Regions from separate parts of the Homo sapiens genome. Here region 1 is linked to region 2. The links are chromatin loops, found by intact Hi-C in ENCODE. Cell type or tissue: Calu3. All regions are shown on one strand. Links, peaks and the distances in the headings refer to the core of each region. The heading gives the core; the rest is flanking DNA. Region 1 has its middle 110 kb from the start of IFFO2. Region 2 overlaps LOC105376815 (a long non-coding RNA gene).

The links. Peaks named below come from ENCODE experiments on the same cell type or tissue, not always from the same donor. Only the 100,000 strongest peaks of a DNase experiment are listed, where the experiment ranks them.
Region 1: it touches region 2 in a loop (4-fold over the local background); 20 of 110 quality-filtered maps call a loop at or near these places.

The regions. Positions count from the first base shown.
Region 1 is chr1:19,062,312-19,070,950 of GRCh38, reverse strand. No RefSeq gene overlaps it. Among named protein-coding and RNA genes, the nearest start is that of IFFO2, 110 kb to the right of the region's middle. RefSeq lists an enhancer at 85-1,010 and a silencer at 2,222-2,516. In Calu3, for the core only: no CTCF peak of the experiment used is centred there; DNase peaks (open chromatin) are centred at 3,640 and 4,534.
Region 2 is chr1:19,006,873-19,015,481 of GRCh38, reverse strand. All of the region lies in intron 1 of LOC105376815 (a long non-coding RNA gene), which reads left to right. Among named protein-coding and RNA genes, the nearest start is that of IFFO2, 55 kb to the right of the region's middle. RefSeq lists enhancers at 2,640-3,551, 4,151-4,210, 3,626-4,825, 6,554-7,197. In Calu3, for the core only: no CTCF peak of the experiment used is centred there; DNase peaks (open chromatin) are centred at 2,991, 4,221, 4,771, 5,421 and 1 weaker place.

The DNA.
Region 1 (8,639 bases), core at 464-8,463, 55 kb before region 2:
CTTCGGCCTCATGCAGCTGTGGTCAGCTCGCCTGTTCATCTCCCTCTGCTGCGTCCTGCTAGTAGCTTTCCTTTATTTGCTGCTGCATCTACAGTGCCTAGAACAGTGCTCAGTGCATAGAGGACGCTCGGGGAGTATTTGTTGGCTAAATGATGGGTCTATGTCAGCATCTCCCAGGGAACAGTCAGCCATCTCCACAACCCTATGCCTAACTCTGGGATGAAGGGCAATAAATCCAAACCTGATTCCAGTAAGAGGCTGGAGCAGGTGGGCCCATGAGGGCCCTTCCCCACCAACCCCTGCCCTTTGCTGTTCCTGCAGCAAGGCTGTGCTGAGACCCTGGAACATGCTGGAGGCAGAGCTGGCTCAGACGCAGGCTGGAGTGCCCAAGTCAGGGCTCCTGCCCGGCTCCTGCTCCGGGCCCTGCCCCTTCCTCCTCCTGTCATAGATCACCTCAGGGCAGGGCCATTCCTTTGCCTGGAGCTAGCTCTGGTCTCCGAGACCACAACAAGTCCTTTTCAAGCTGGAGCAGTTCCCAGCAGCACCAAGAGGATGGCAGAGAGGGACAAGGTAAATCCCCAGGCTGAGCTCCCTGGAGCTGGCTGCTGACGCTTACCTGGGGCGAGGCCTGGACGAATCCTCCGCCTTCTCTTGGTGCCCTTGGCCTTCTTTCTGACCCCATCCTGGCTGGTGGCTCAGATGCAATAGGGGGAGCAGAGTAGCCTCTGAACAGGAAGGGAGCCGAGAGCCAGCCTTTACTCAGGGCCCGCGGGAAGCTGGTGTTTCACCTGCAGCACGTCCTTCCATCCTTGCGGCCATCCCAAGTGGCAGGTGGTATTCCCTTCTCCACACAGGTAAACAGGTGCAGAGAGGCTAATGACCTACGCAGGCTCACACAGCGAAGTGTGGAGCCACGATGAGAACCCAGATGTGTTTGGCTCTGAAACCCCCTTTTCAGAGAGTGTTGCTGGCCTGGGGAGACTGGTTGCTGTTCATGCTGGGGTGCGGGGACCAGAAGGAGGAAGAGGGTGAAGGCTGACTTAGGGAGTGTGACCCAGTTTGCTCTCTCCTGTCCCCATGGCCAGCGGAGGCAGCCTCAGGGCCCTGTACCTGAGGATGCGGCTGAGAGGTACATGTCCTAGGACTAAACAGTTGCATTGCATGGGCTCTGAATTTGGGGTGCCACTTCCCATCAGAGGGCAAGGGCCGCATGGCATAGAGGCAAGACCGAGGGCTCCAGAGGGGGCCCAGCTCTGCTGTGGGACTTGAGCAAGTTTCCTAACCTCTCTGTGTGGGTGAAGATTCAAGGAACAAATACAGAAGGTCCTAGAACCTGGCACAGCCCCGGCACAGCTGGCCTTAGCTGTGACCGTCAGTGTTACTGTATCAGTGTGTCAAGGAATCACAGATGACTGGATGTGATGGCTCACGCTTGTAATCCCAGCACTTTGGGAGGCCGAGGCGGGTGGCTCACTTGAGGCCAGAAGTTTGAGACCAGCCTGGCCAACTTGACAAAACCCCATCTCTACTAAAAATACAAAAATTATCCGGGCATGGTGGTGGGTGCCTGTAATCCCAGCTACTTGGGAGGCTGAGGCAGGAGAATCGCTTGAACCCTGGGAGGCAGAGGTTGCAGTGAGCCGTGATCGCGCTACTGCACTCCAACCTGGGTGATAGAGCAAGATTCCATCTCAAAACAACAGCAGCAACAACAACAAAAACCAGGAATCACAGAATGTCTGGGGGAGGATCTCTTAGGCTCCACAGCACCCCTCTCCTTATCTTACGGGTGTCAGGACAGATACCCAACCTGACATGCACACACACATGTACACGCCTTCCAGGCACTCACGAGTTCAGTTGCTTTGGTGACATCTGTTTGCTTTCCATGCTTTATTTCTGTCTCTCTGCTCTGTGTTTCCTGCCCTGGGGGGGCTACTCCCTTCCTCCCCATCCTTATCTGTTGCTCAGTCTTGGAGCTTGGCCTGGTACCCATGAGTTGCCAACCTGCCCCCTTTGGCCTCCTTAACAGGCCTGGAGAAGCTGAGCAAGGCATGTGCAGAGGCAGAACCGTTTCTGCTGCCGCCTGGCCGGGTCAGAGGGACCCTGCCCTCCAGAGCATCAGGGCCCCAGCCTGGGATGGGAGGGCTACCGGCTGCCATCCGCCCTGGGAGCTGCCCCTGGCCAAGGGTGCCGGGGTCGGCACCCACTGCGTTTCACTCTGTGCCCCTTTGCCCTGACTTCAGAGCTTGAAGGTGAACTCTGACCCCTTCACTCTAGGGTTGGGGACAGTGGGCATGGAGAGCAGGAGCGGAGTTGCCTGAGGCCCCCAACTTGCAGTCCATCACTTTCCCACATCGCACACAGGCCAACAGGGTCCCGGGCACGTGGGGCCTGGCAGCACTCCAGGTGGGCACCCAGCAGTGTGATGACTTCCTGGAGGAAAGAGTGGGGTGGGAGGTGCCTGGCTTGAAGTGTGGGGGGAGCTGGTGCTCTGTTTTAGGGGTCAAAGTGACGATGGAGTATGAAGACAAGTATCCCGCCAGCTCACCTCCTCTGGCTACTCCTGGCTCTGAGTCGGTGCCGATCTCCGGCCACTGCCACAAGCCCCAGTGACCTTCAGCATCTGCAGCAGGTTGCGGGCTTCCTCCTGAGGGGTGTGGGGTGCCAGCCTCTGGCAGCCTCTCGGGACATTGCCAGAGGTTGGGCAGGCCTCTCAGGAAAAGGGAGATGAGCTTCTGGGGCGCTGGGGTGAGGAAGCTGTGGTGGGAGGTATCTAAGGTCACCACCTCTGACGGTGGTGGGACCCACAGTGGGTATGGGGCAGCAGGATCTGTGCTTTGCTGAGTTTCTGAGTCAGGGGGCTGGGACAGGACCAGAATTAGCCCCAGGTGCCAAGTTTACAGGGGGAAGTCATCCAGAGCCCCGAACTCTCACGCAGGATGGGAGGTGGGGGTGTTCTGGGCATGGGCAGGAGTGAAGGGCACAGGGTCTCAGGCTCATTGTTCTTTGGACTCTGTTCCTTAGATCCCTCTGCTGCCTTTGGCCAATGACCTTGACACCCCATCCACCCCTTCTGTCCACAAGCCAGCTTGGTCCCGACAAGGAGTCCTGGCTGGACCCCTTGTTAGGCTGTTCCCGGCTTCAGAGATCTGGGAACTGTACCAGAGTTGTATTTACTGAGCACCCACTCCAGCAGGATCACCATGCCTCACGTGATCTCCAGTCCTTTTACTGTTGTTCTTCCTGTTTTACAGATGAGGAACCTTAGGCTCAGAGAGGCAAACTCACCTACCCAAGGCTGCACAGCACGTAAGTGAGATGCAGCCTCCCTGTCCAGCCAGCCTGAGCCCTGCTTCTTCACCTGGCCCTGCTCCCCATCTGGTCTGGGCACGGATTGGGTTAGATCATCCCAGCTCCCAGCAGGAGGGCACAGCTCTGGGATCCAGGGTTTGGCCAGGTGCCCAGCAGGCAGGCAGGGCAGCCACAGCCAAGGGTTAACTGGCCGCAGGCTGGGAGCCGTGCTCGGGGCTGGGCGGACAAGGTGCAAGGCCCTGGGAACCAGCTCCAGGCCGGGCTGACAGGGAGCTCCGCAGGCACCCCCATCAGCCCTCGTGCCAGAACAAACAGGGCAATTAGGAGGTGGCTTTTGTTTGGTGGGGCCTGAATGCTGGGCATGGAGCTGCTGGCGCTTCAGCCCCTACCCCCTCATGTGGCGGGAATCTGCTCGTTCACGGGACAGGGTCACATGCGGAGTGTCACAGCAGACAAAAGGACAATGCCACTCTGTTTCCTCGCCCAGTTTCAGAAGTGATGGCTGGAGGGCTGCTGCTTTTCACAGCACAGTGTGAATGGGGCCACCAGTCCCTCCCTCCCTTCCTGTCCCGGCAGCCAAAAGGGCTCCAGTCACCTCAAGAGCCATCGATCACAGGGGTGGCCCAGGCCATGGGACGCGGGCCCAGCACCTTCCCATTTCCCTCGCTCTGGGTTCTGCCTTGGGGCCCCACTTGGAACCCACTGTGCAGGGCTGGATTCCATACCCGACGGTCGTGTCCCGAGTCACCTCTCTGAGGCAGGCACTGTTAATCCCATTCCAATGAGGGAATCGGGGCTCGAGGATGAGGTTGCTTCACCCAAAGGAGGGGCTTGGGTTAGGGCTGCTGGGTGAAATTCAAGGTGCCAAGTTAAATCTGAATCTCACATAAACACCAAATACATGTAAACCTCTGACGGTGGCGGGACCCACAACGGGTATCGGGCAGTGGGATCTGTGCTTTGCTAGGTTCCTGAGCCCAGTGGGCTGGGACAGGACCAGAATTAGATCCAGGTGCCAAGTTTACAGGGGGCTCAGCCAGCGCCCTGAACTATTACAGTCTTTAGTATGGAGTATACTAAAAAAACATGACTCACCATTTCTCTGAAATACAAACTTCCCTGGACAGCCTGTATTTTTATTGACTAAATCTGGCAGTCCTGGCACAGGTGCTCACAGGACGTGCTGAGTTAAGCCAGCTCAGGCCCTGACCTCAGGGAGCCCCCTCTGCTTCAGAGAGACAAGTCCCAGACACAGGTTCCCACATGGAGGCCGTCGGAGCAGCAGGTGCCCTTGCCTGGAAGCCAGGACAGGCCTGGAGTGTCAGGAACAGGGACGTCGAGGGGCTGGTGAAGGGGCCAATCTGAGCGCCACGAGGGCCCTGAAGTGCTGTGAGCAGGGGAGGCAGGTTCCAGAAGCCTCAGGACCCCGCCTTTCTGCAGCGTTTCCTCTCCACAGGACTGTGCTGAGTCCTGGGGAGGGGGTGGGGGCTGCTCCAGGCGGCTCCCCAGCCCCTCCCTGCCTCGTCTCTCTGAGGCCGCTCCCTCCTCTGCCCCACCACACCTGCCAGCTCTGCATGGGGCCCCGAAGCCAGGGCTGGGTGGAAAGTGGTTGAGGTTGGAGTCTGGGGCCAGATTGGGTTCAGGGCTGGCTGGGCAACAGCCCTTCACCTGGCCAGGCCTTCGGTTTCATGTGTAAAGCAAACATGCCTCATTGGATTCACCAAGAGCCTGGCACAGAGGCGGCGCTGGAAGTGCGTCATTGGAGTTATGAAGGACCTACTCCCAGGAAGGGTCTTCACAGAAGCGGTTTCCGTTCCGTCTAAGGAAAACACAGCTGACAGCAGGGCTCCCACAGTGACAAGAGCTGTTTGGAGGTAGTGAGTCCCCTGTCATTGGAGGTATCCAAGCAGAGGCCAGTCTACTGGCCGTGCCTCAGATGTGTCACTTGGGAGGTGACAATGTCAACGGTCATTTCCAACTCTATGGGCTGGGTGGCAGGTGGAAAGTTCAAGGGCTTTGGTGTCAGACAGTCCTGGGTTCTAATTCTGGCTATGCGACCTTGGACAAGCTGCTTCCCCAGCAACCTCAGTTTTGCCCCTTGTAAAAGGCAGTCAGCAGCCTTGCCTCACAGGATAGATGTGACATGTTTGTTTGCAAAGTGCCCAGCTCTGAGCAGATGCCAAGGAGTTGTGGGTTCTAAGACACATCTCCCTGATGTGGGAACAGAGGCTTCTGAGAAGCCTTCCAGGGCCCGGCTGGGAACCACCCCGTCCTCCTCCCGGTTACCCTGGCTGGCACCCCAGCCGCAGGGTTGGACTGCGGTAAGAATGGCAGACAGGTTTCTCAGAATCCAAACGGACCCTGGGGACAGCGGTGGCTCAGAGGGGAGAGCCCTCTGCCTCCCTGGGGCCTGACGTTCCAGGGTTGGGATGGTGGGGCCCGGAGCCTGGACTGCGCTTGCCTACCTGCCAGGGAAGGCAAGGCAGCCTTGAACCAGAGGGGCGGGCAGGGATGGGCCCAGGCTGGGCTTCCTTCCCTGCCATGTCGTGCTGCTCTGAGCACCACACAGGGTGGCGTCCGGCCTGGGAGAGCCATCAGCACAAGACGGCTGGCATGCCCATGGCTGTTTTCATTCCATTAACTCCTGAAGGGTGGCGGACCCTCAGGGGTCAGATCCAACCAACCTCAGACAGGGAAACTGAGGCCCAGGAGGGGCAGGGCCTTGCACAAGATCATGGTATCAGGCACTACCAGGCCCACAGCCTCATCAAGAAGCGGGCGTAGGTGCTGTTCAGACCAGGGCTGGGCCGCCAGGTGCTTCCCACACCGCAATTACCTGCCAAGGTGTGCCTCGCTCCGTGGGAAGTGCTTACGGGGAGTTTCATCCTATAACCACCCCGTGAGGCCGGCACTATTACTTGCATCTTCCAGACAAGGAAACTGAGGCCACTCCGTCCAAAGTGACAAACAGGGATTTAAGTCCAAATCCAAGACCATCCCCTTTGCCACCTCATCTTGGTCCGCAGTCCAGCTGGACATTACCTGGGAAATATACAGACTTGACTGGCCAGGACTGTGGGGACAGACACAAAGAACTTATTGTCCCAGAGGCTGACCTGGCTGAAAATGGCAGATCAATTCCAGCAGAGCTTACCAAACTGGGGTGGCAAATCCTGCCTGCTTTTGGACAGCCAGCAAGGAAGAATGGTTTTCACATTTGTAAAGGGCTGGAAGAATATGCGACAGATACCAGAGGTGGCCCTCAAAGCCCAAGACATTTCCTGCTTGGCCCTTTCTAGGAAAAGTTGCTAAGCCCTGGCTGAGAAAAAGGCTGGCCCAGGGATCTCTGGAGGATTACAGGAGAGAGACACAGGCCTGGGAACCACCGCGCCTGCCCCAGCGCCCATCCTCCAGGCCACCTGCCCATCTCTCTGCCAATGCTAGGGAGGGAGGCAGCTTAGGTGGGAGGACACTGGCCTTGGGAGTCAGACAGACTGAGTTCCAGGTGGAACTCTGCCTCTTGCTGACTGTGTGGCCTTGGGCACTTGAATTCACCTCTCTGAACCTCACTTTCTTCATCTGTAAAATGGAGATGTTAATACCTACCTCGAAGGGTTGGCCAGGTGCGGTGGCTCACGCCTGTAATCCCAGCACTTTGGGAGGTCAAGGTGGGCAGATCACTTGAGGTCAGGAGTTCAAGACCAGCCTGGCCAACATGGCAAAACCCTGTCTCTACTAAAAATATAAAAATTACCCAGGTGTAGTGGTGCGCGCCTATAATCCCAGCTACTTGGGAGGCTGAGGCAGGAGAATTGCTTGAACCCAGGAGGCGGAGGTTGCAGTGAGCTAAGATGGTACCACTGCACTCCAGCCTGGGCGACAGAGCAAGACTCCATCTCAAACAAACAAACAAACAAAAAACAAAACAAAAAAGAGTTGTTGTAAGAATAGAGATGATTACCGGTAACAGCAGCAGCCGGGGAGCTGGCGGGGCTACTCTGAGAGCTTCGCGTTTGACCTCCTGGGCTTCATAGCCACCTTAGGAGCCCACTCTCCAGGTGAGGAAACTGAGCTTTGGAGAGCTCTAAGGACTTGGTGGCTGACTGCCAAGCTTACCCACTGCACCCTCACTGAGACAGCGTCCAGGCTCTGTCCCAGGGAACAAGAGGACATTGGTGTCACCGCCGGAGGGTGGGGCGCTGAGAGGCGTGTGGTAGCAAGTGGCAGAAGACCCAATGCAAAGCGGCCTGGACAGTGAGGGGAACTTACTGTGGTCTTGGGCACGTGTCAGCAAGTCTAGGGGCAGGTTGGCCCCAGGAGTCTGACCCGGCAGCTCAGGCCTGCAGGGACCCGGGCCTTTGAGGAGTCTGTGGGCTCTGTCCCCAGGCCGGTGTCCTTCAGAGTCCCTAGCAGGTCCAGAGGAAGCAGGGTTTGCTGGTCCCTGAGTCCTCTTCTCAGGACAGCTCTCCTGGAAGCCCCTGTGAGCGTCCCCTCACCCCACGTCCTGGGGTTGGGCAGGGCAGGGCAGGTCCCTGAAGCCCCTGGGAATGCCTGTGGCTGTGCAGCGATGCCAGTGACTGTCCACCCCGGCTACCCAGCATCCCTCCCTCCCTTCCTTCTTGTTAAAAGAACTGGTCAACACAGGCTGCCACACTCTAGACACAGAACATGGCTGTGCCCACAGCCACCACCATGCCACCTGCCCCTACCTAGATCCTGCTTCTTTGCATCACTGGCTCTGGGGTCAAATCTGCACAAGTGCATCTGATTGGCTGAGCTAGGTCCCATGACCATGCAGCTGCAAGAGAGGCTGGGAAAGCACTAGAGGATCCTGTGGGCGTGGCCTCCTGCAAGTTGCAGGTGGGTGGGTCCCAGACCAGGAGGTGGTTTCAGAGGCTGGGTTGCCAGCCCAGCTTATCCAGGCACGAGCTTGAAAAACAGAGATGGGATTTTACAGGGGAGCTTTGGTGTCAGACTGGCTCTGCCATCTGCCATGCTGTGTACCCTGGGCAAATTGCTCAGCCTCTCTGGGCCTCAGTTTCTTCATCCCTACAGAGGGAGTACTACTACCTATGGGAGGACTGACTGAGATTATGGCTGCTAAGCACTTAACACAACGCCTGGACAAGCCAGCAGGACCTGTCATTAACCACCACACGACCGTTATTGTGAGCCACCCACAGCACCTGGCACAGGGCGCGACCAGCAGACATCCACTGAACCTGTTCCCAGTCCTGCAGCACGAGACTCAAAGCCAGGTGTCCCTGGATGAAGGGATTTTAAGGGAAGGAGAAATCACATCTGGTTGGAGGATGGTGTCCAGG
Region 2 (8,609 bases), core at 1-8,000:
ACATATTTTAAATATATAATGTTGTGTATTTGCCCCTACTGAGTATTTTTATCACCAACAGTTCACCATATCATTATTAGAAAACCTCCTAACTTTTGTATTTTTAGTAGAGATGGGGTTTTGCCATGTTGGCCAGGCTGGTTTCGAACTCCTGACCTCAAGTGATCCGCCTGCCTTAGCATCCCATAGGTATCTCTATGCTGAATTTTGAACAAATTCTATTGTTGTCCATTCTATTGTCGGAGATTTAATTTCTTCCAATTATTACTAATAAATAACTCTCCTCTGAAGGTTCTTGATATCTAAACTATTTGCTAGAACCACTAGTGACTTCCTTTGTTTGTTTGAGACAGGGTCTCCCTCTGTCACTCAGGCTGGAGTGCAGTGGCACGATCACAGCTCACTACAGCCTCAATCTAATATGTTGATATTTTTGTAAAGATGGGGTTTCACCATGTTGCCCAAGATGGGTCTCAAACTCCTGGGCGCAAGCGATCCTTCCACCTCTGCCTCGCAGAGTGCTGGGATTACATATGTGAGTTACCGAGCCCGGCCTACAAATGACTTCTTAGGAAGAAGCCTTCAAATAGGGAAGAGGACTGGGCCAAAGGGCATGAACTTTAAAAAGTCTCTTGACAGCTGTAGTCAAATTTATTTTCATCGTGGAACAGAAAGGTTGCTGGTCAAAGCTTCCAGATGGTGATATCTGTGCTCCTTTTGGCATATTTCATTCATCCTAAGCACCAGGCAAAGATGGCGGGGGTCTGAGCCGCAGCCCTCTGTCTGTTACCTGTCCATCTGTGCTCTTCCCTCCCTCTTGCTGCAAACAAATTAACATAGAGACCCGAAATCTCCCGCATCTATCTACCCTTTGAGTCCCTGCTCAGAGGGCAATCTTGGGCCAGTAGTTGCAGCTCAGTGAAGGCCTGAGTTTGGCTTCCTCTCACCGGTCCTTAATGGTGCATGAATTTTTTTAATGGGTTTCCTATGAAGCGCGAGGCAGTTATTTCCTGGTGACTTTTATTGAACCCAAAGCTTGACTGAAGTTTGAATAAACCGAGGCAGGTGGTAACAGAGCATGAAGTGGCTTAGTCTGTGGTCAGCCCTCATTTTAAAAATAAATCACTTTTCAAAGGGCGTAGTCACCTCCGCTACCATCATCAACGACAAACCAGACTTACCTGTGCACAGAGAGCCCTCACTGTGGGTGTGCAGCCGCCCTCCCCTGCCCTGTGCCTCGCCTGTTCAGTCCCGCCCTGATTCTAGTGACATGTCAATCCCACCCGAAAAACCATCCCAGTTGCCCCAGCTGAAATTAATCTCTCCACCCGTGAGAGCTGTACTTGGTGCTGAGGTCTTTATACAGCTCATCCCACTCATTGCTCACACAGCCCTACCAACACTTGGTGGTCCCATTTGATAGCCAAGAAAACCCAGGCTCTGAGCAGAGCGGGAACTTGCTCAAACAAGAAAGCAACAGAGCCGGGATTGGAAGGCAGGTCATCTGTCTCTAGAGGTCAGCTGCCTGTCCCTGCCCATGTCCAAGGGTCATTTGTGAATCATGTGCATGGCTTGGAATCTTTTCCTGCTTACGTTGCGGATGGAGCCCTGGTATGGGAACCCATGTCTGTTGTGTTTAATTATTATCTGGTACCTAGAATGCCCCACTGGCCATTCCCTGGATAACCTGGGCTTAGCACAGGGCTGGGCACAGAGCGGGTGCCAGAGATGCTTGAGGAATTGCTTTTTGCTTTTCCTTTTCCTTCCTTCTTCCATCCCTTTGTTCCCAAGGAATGATCTTGGATGATGATGGTTGTTGCAAGAAAAATATATCGAGGAAGGGGAAATGTCTTCATCTCCACCCTTATAGATCAACTTTTTGTTATTTTTTTTTTTGAGACAGAATCTTGCTCTGTCGCCAGGCTGGAGTGCAGTGGTGGCATCTCAGCTCACTGTAAGCTCCGCCTCCCAGGTTCAAGTGATTCTTCTGCCTCAGCCTCGGGAGTAGCTGGGATTACAGGCGCGTGCCACCACATCCAGCTAATTTTTGTATTTTTAGTAGAGACGGGGTTTCACCATGTTGGCCGGGATGGTCTTGATCTCTTGACCTTGTGATCTGCCTGCCTCAGCCTCCCAAAGTGCTGGGATTACAGGTGTGAACCACCGTGCCTGGCCTGTAGATCAACTTTTTATATAGAGAGAGACCTGAGTTATCTAAATCACTCATCCCTAAACCTACTATGATCTTAAAGAAAGCAATACAAACTTTAGGTAGTTCAATATCTAATATTCGTAAAAGTTGATGTAGCAGTTTAAGCGGTGACATGATACTTCCCAGAGTTCCATATGACAAGCACCATCCCCTCCCTTTTCCTATTTTCCTTTCCTTATGTATTTTCGGAGTGGCCCTCTGTGCCAAACACCAACCAGGCTGGGGATACAGTGGTGACATAGCCTCAGTTTTCTTGGTGCTCACTATTGGGTCAGGATGACAGATGGCTACTAGTCAGGGACCACCCAATAAGAGGTCATTATTGGCTGGGCGTGGTGGCTCATGCCTGTAATCCTAGCACTTTGGGAGGCCGAGGCAGGTGGATCACCTGAGGTCAGGAGCTCAAGACAAGCCTGGCCAACATAGTGAAACCACGTCTCTACTAAAAATACAAAAAAAGTAGCCAGGTGTGGTGGCAGATGCCTGTAATCCCAGCTACTAGGAGGCTGAGGCAGGAGAATCGCTTGAACCTGGGAGGCGGAGGTTGTAGTGAGCCGAGATTGCGCCATTGGCAACAAGAGTCTGGGCAACGAGAGCGAAACTGTGTCTCAAAAAAAAAAAGTCATTATTTAGCATATTTGTAAGACAAATATTGTCTGGATCGCGGACCTGAATTTTCTTCTACTTCTGGAACAAAAGGGTAGGCACCATCGCCAGTGTGTGATTTGCTTTTCAGCAGTCGTCCAGGAATTCCACTGCCCCTCCTAGGCTACCCCCTGGTGGCCTCACGGATGCCGTTTCCTGGAAAGGCAAGTGCTGAGTTTAGCTGGGCTCAGGGAGGCCTCCCATGGGAAACTGTTGTTCTGTGTGTTGGGCTGAAGTTTACTGTTAACTCAAACCCAACCATGGTATTGTTTTTCAAATAACAGAAAAATAAAACTGATGGGTAGAATATTTTCAGTGATCAGTTTTTCGGTACCCACTGCTCTTTGTGTAGGTATATGATAGTGTCTCATCTAGCCCCAAATTAAGTTTAATCCATTGATGTTTCATAACGTTTGCTGCAAAGCCACTTGATCACACTGGGAGCTGCTGGTCTGGGATATCGGAGCAGGAAGCTGCCCTCAGGGCTGCCAGCTCAGTCATCTTCCCATCTTTCCTATGTCCGCAGTCCTCCTGGCCCCTCACTGCTCTGCCCCTGGTAAGCTGACCTTCCTGGCCTGGGATAAGCCACGGTTCTGCAGGGGCTCTGCTTGCCCCTTCTCTCTGCCTGGGTGATGGCTGGTCGTCTTTCCCATCTCCCACTCTGTTTGTGCCCTGGGAAGTCTTCCCTGTCCCACCCCTGCTCACCTCAGACTGGCTCAAGCCCCCATTGCAAGCTCTTAGAGCACCAGAGAGCTCCGCACTAATCACAGCTGTATTTTAATATTCACTGATGGGATCATTTGATTCACGTCTGTCTTTCCCACCAGAATATGAAACGTCTGAGGGCAAGAATCAGGAAAGCATGTGTGTGTGTCTGTGCTAATGTATGTATACACGTCGCATATACATGCTTGTATATGTGTATGTGTGTGTGTGTATGTATGTGCATATGTGCATATGTGTGTACATGTGCATATGTGTGTGTATGTGTGTTTCCTTACCATAATTTCCATTTTCTGGCATGGTACTTAACACTCACTAAGAACTCAGTAAATATTTTTGATTACATGAGTGCGTAGCATTGTATTTCTTTAGGATACTTTTGATAGTAGTGACTTCATTTTAGACACAGAGAAACTAAAGCCCAAAGATGTGACTTACATCCATCAAGATCCCGAAACTAGAAAGAGGCTGGGCTGGGATTTAAACCCAGGCCTCCAACTCAGCCCAGTGACCTTTGCACGACTCTGACTGCCAGCTCGCCTTGAGGTTTGGCGAGTTAAACAGAAGCAGAAAGTTCAGAGGAAATTTACCGCAAGGCAGAGCGTTTACCAGCCGATGACTTCACCTCCGCGGCAGTGAAAGGCTTTGCAGAAAAGCACTGAAAAGAAAATACTTTCGCAATGAATGAGCTGGGCCCGCCTGGCTCGGGCTGACTCACCAAGAAGTCTTCACTTTATAAGGACTTTACTGGGGCTCCCATAGGCATGCCTTTTTGCCCTGTATCTAGGTCTGGACAAGGGTAAGTGGTTGAACACAGGCTGCAGGGCGCCCAGCCTCGGCTGGACGCGGGCTCTGGTGGCTGCGTGTCTGGAGCCCTTGCCATCTCCTCCTGGTGTGTGCCTCCTCTATGCGGTGCCCGTCTCTCCAGCCATCCCCAGCCTGTACTTATAAACGGGTTGCGTTAATAGCACCCACCCAATTTCAGTGGATCTGGTTGCCAGATGCTCTCCTACATGTCTGGCTTCTGCAAAACCTTACCTGGTTAGGTCTGAGAGTCGAGTGTGTCCTGAGTGCTCACAAACCCCAGCCACAACCACCACCGACCCCTGCCCACTCCTCCTTTCTTTTGGCCACCCCTCTCCTCTTCTATGCTGTTTGCCCTTCAGGTCACTAAACAGGTCTGGCCACTGTGGCCGGTGTCCTCTGTGGAAATGTGGAGATTCATGCCAAGAGACTGTTTACTGAAGCTCCCCTCCCTCCCTGGGGCCATGGAGGTGTGTTCTCTGCAGATTTGGGGCAAATATTCCTCCCTGGGCAGCACTGCCCAGCCCCTGCCTGGGTCTCCCAAGAGCCACCTCTTCATGTGGCACACACCGGGCCCAATCCCATTTCCCTCCTCTCCTTCCAAGTGACCCCTGTCCCTGCGAGCTGCTCATACAAATGGATGCTCGTGTGCTGCCCAGTCCCGCTGGCTGACCCATCAGACAGTCCTGGGCCATGTTTTGATTGCTGGCAGTGAGAGATACAGAAGGCCCAGCCACTTCCATGCACCCTGAATGCTCCTTACAAACACCTTGGGAGGTCCGATTATTACCCGCCCCTCTCAGAGATGGAGAAGCTGAGGCTCAGACAGGCAAAGGAATCTGCCAAGGTCTCACATCCAGAACAGGCAGGGCATCACTGATCCCACTCTCCTGCCCCAGTCACCACGGTGTGATGCATTTGCCTGTGAGCCCAGCCTGCAGCGGAGGTTCACATGTGGGGTCAGAAAGGAGAGCCCTGTGACAAGAACGCTAGGAATGCAGGAAGGGGCCTTGAGGTGACCTCAGGAATTCTTGGCGCCCGCCAGGACAAATGATGGGAATAGCTGGGAGGGTGACATCCCACCTTGGTAGCCAGTCGTCACCAGCAGCATGCATTTGTGCTCCATCAGGGCTGGAGAATGACTAAGCTGAGGGCTGAGGGTTAGGAAGAAAAAGAAAGCATGGATGTGGCCCAAGGCCACAAGCTCTCTCAGGGGAGAGAAAGGACAGGTGTGAGCTAAGCAGTGACCCCGCAGTCCCCTGAGAGCCAGTGCCTGCTGCCGAGCGAGGGCACTATATGTCGTCACCTGGTGTCCATTCCCCAGGTTGGGGAGCAGACTTCCAGCTTTGCGCCCCATTTCAGCTGTTTCCCAGCTGTGGACCTTGGGCAAGTCACCTCCCCTTCCTGCGCCTCGGAGTCTCATCTGTAAAACGAGAATGTGAGATCCCCTACTTCATAAGGGAGTGGGGAAGATGAAATGAGACAGAGTCGTACGGGACTTGGCACATTGTGGGTGTTCAGTAAATGCAGGTTTCTCTCCTTTCACCACATGGATAGCAGCGTCAATTTCCATCTGCTTTGAAGAGAGACAAACCCAAGTTTGAATCCCACCTCTACCATTTCCTGGCTGTTTAATCTTGAGAAGCTATCTCCCCTCCCTGAACCCCAGCTTCATCTGTAGCGATGTGAATAACGCCAGCACACTTTAGGTCTTGTAGCAAGGCTCACCTAAGACAGTATGTCACGATTTCTAACAGTTTTCAGGCTCTCAGCCCAGGGTCCCGGGGTCTGGGGGGGACGGAGTTGTTCCATTTCCAACAAGCTCTTGGTGATGCTGGTACTGTGGATCTGGGGACCACACTTTGAGTCAAGTGGTGACGGAGGAAGGCCAGTGGGAGGGTGGGGGGGGGTGGAACAGAGGCAGCAGCTGGGAGACTTTTAGGTGGGCCATTGCCTTCAGGATGCCACCTGACTGAATTGGAGCTCAAGAGTATTTGGCAATGAATTAATTAATCTACTTATTTGTTTGTGCAACAAATAGATATTAAGTATCTTTTGCCATTACTTTTAATGCAAAACTAATTGCATGAATTACAATGAAAAGTAATGGCTGGCTGGGTGCAGGGGCTCACGCCTGTAATCCCAGCACTTTGGGAGGCTGAGGTGGGTTGATCATGAGGTCAGGAGTTCGAGACCAGCCTGACCAATATGGTGAAACCCTATCTCTACTAAAATACAAAAATTAGCCAGGCGTGGTGGTGCGCATCTGTAATCCCAGCTACTCAGGAGGCTGAGGCAGGAGAATCGCTTGAACCCGGGAGGCAGAGGTTGCAGTGAGCCAAGATTGTGCCATTGCACTCCAGCCTGGGCAATAGAGTGAGACTTTGTCTAAAAAAAAAAAAAAAAAGTAATGGCAAAAACTACTTAATGTTTTCGTTTTTGCCATGACTTTTAATGCAATTAATGCAATTACTTTTGCACCAACCTAATATATCAGTGCTGGGGTAGGGAGTCAGTTCCTGTCCTCTTGGGGTCTTAGTGCAGAAGGGGTCAGGAGGTGCTTTTTACACCCCAATCCCCACGAACTGTGGTTGCCCCAGCAGAGGCCACCATGAGTTCTAAGACAGGGCACTCACCCCAGCCTGAAGGTCAGGGGAGGCCAAGCTTGAGGTCCTAGGACGAGGACAAATCACCCTGTGGAGGAGGGTGGGAGAGGTGTCCGGGCAGGAGAGGTGTCTGGGCAGGTGTGGTGTGGTAAGCAAGTCACAGAGACACGCAGCCAAGACAGAGTCTATGTCTCCACCATTGTTTGACAGTCTCGTGAGGAGGCTTGGGAGGCAGGGAGAGTTGGAGTCACTGCTGTGCCCTGGCCGCCCTGTGTCACCGACATGCTATGTGACTTCTCTAAGGGACATCCCCTCCGCTTCTGTAAGGTAGAGGTGAGGATGCCTGTCTGAGTGCTTTAGGGAGGAGAAGGTTGAAAGAGACCACAGCAGTCAGGAGTCTGGCTCCTAGCAGGAGGTCAGCTACTCTCAAATCCCCTCGTGACGACAGGGAAATCCACTGTCCAAGTGTGGGGTCCTCATCTCCCTGTGGCCTCCATGGGTGGGCAGGGGTCCCCTGCCCTGTGGTGCTCACCATGCCTCCTCGACCCCGATCAGGTTGTCAGATGAGGAGGGAGAGCATGCCAGGGTCCCAGGGAGACTGGTTTGGTCAGAGCCTCAGCCCCTAAACCCCTTGTCACAGCCTGGCAAGAGACCAGAGACCTGGCTGAGATAACAGGGTTATTGCCACAAACAGACTCCTCCAGATAAAGAGGGAAGAATAAGAACCTTGTTTGTCCTCTCCTGGCCTGACACCCAGTAGCATTCTACCTCCCAGATGGCTGGGCTGCTGTGACCCAGGGCTGACCTGACTTCAGAACTGCCTCTTGGTGCCCACCCTCCTCTGGCCCACTTCCCACTCCCCACTCCTGACCCCACCTGCTTATCTGTTTATTTTTCCCATGAGAGTTTATGTATTTTCCCAGAGGGTGCAGTGTGGTGTAGGAGAAAGGGCATGGAAATCCACAGGAGGTCTGAGCTTGGATCTCTGGGATCCAGTCCTCTGGGTGGGCTGCTTACCTCGGGGGTGACCCACTGTCCTGGTTTGCCTGGGACTAAAGGGGTTCCTGAGACATGGGACTTCCAGTTTTAGAACTGGGACAGTGCCAAGAAACTGGGGATGTGTTGATCGCTCTGTTTACCTCTCTGAACCTCAATTTGCTCATATCTAAAACCAGGATAGTTACTATCTGTCGGAGGACGAAATGGGATAATGCAGGGAAGCATCTAGCACATGGTGAGTCCTCAGTGATGGTTTTGGTTATTTATTTCCCTGCCTGGAGGAAATTGCAGGGCCTTGACCTTGCATTTCTCACCTCCCTATTCCCAGGAACTTTTCTCAACAGTGCATTTGAGAACTCACTAAACCCATCTGTTGTACTTTGCCCCGAATGGCTTTCGATTGACAAAGTTCAAGCAATAGAGACAGCTTAGTAAAGGGAGACAGATGGAAAATCAGGAGACTGGGCCCACTCTTGACTCTGCCACTAACTTGCTGTGTGACCTTGGGGAAATTGCTTTGCCTCTCTGGGCCTCCATTTTTCCATCTACAAAATGGAAGATTGGACTGGATAGTGCTAAGTGTACCTTCCAGCTGTAACATGCAGTGATTCTGCAGTACT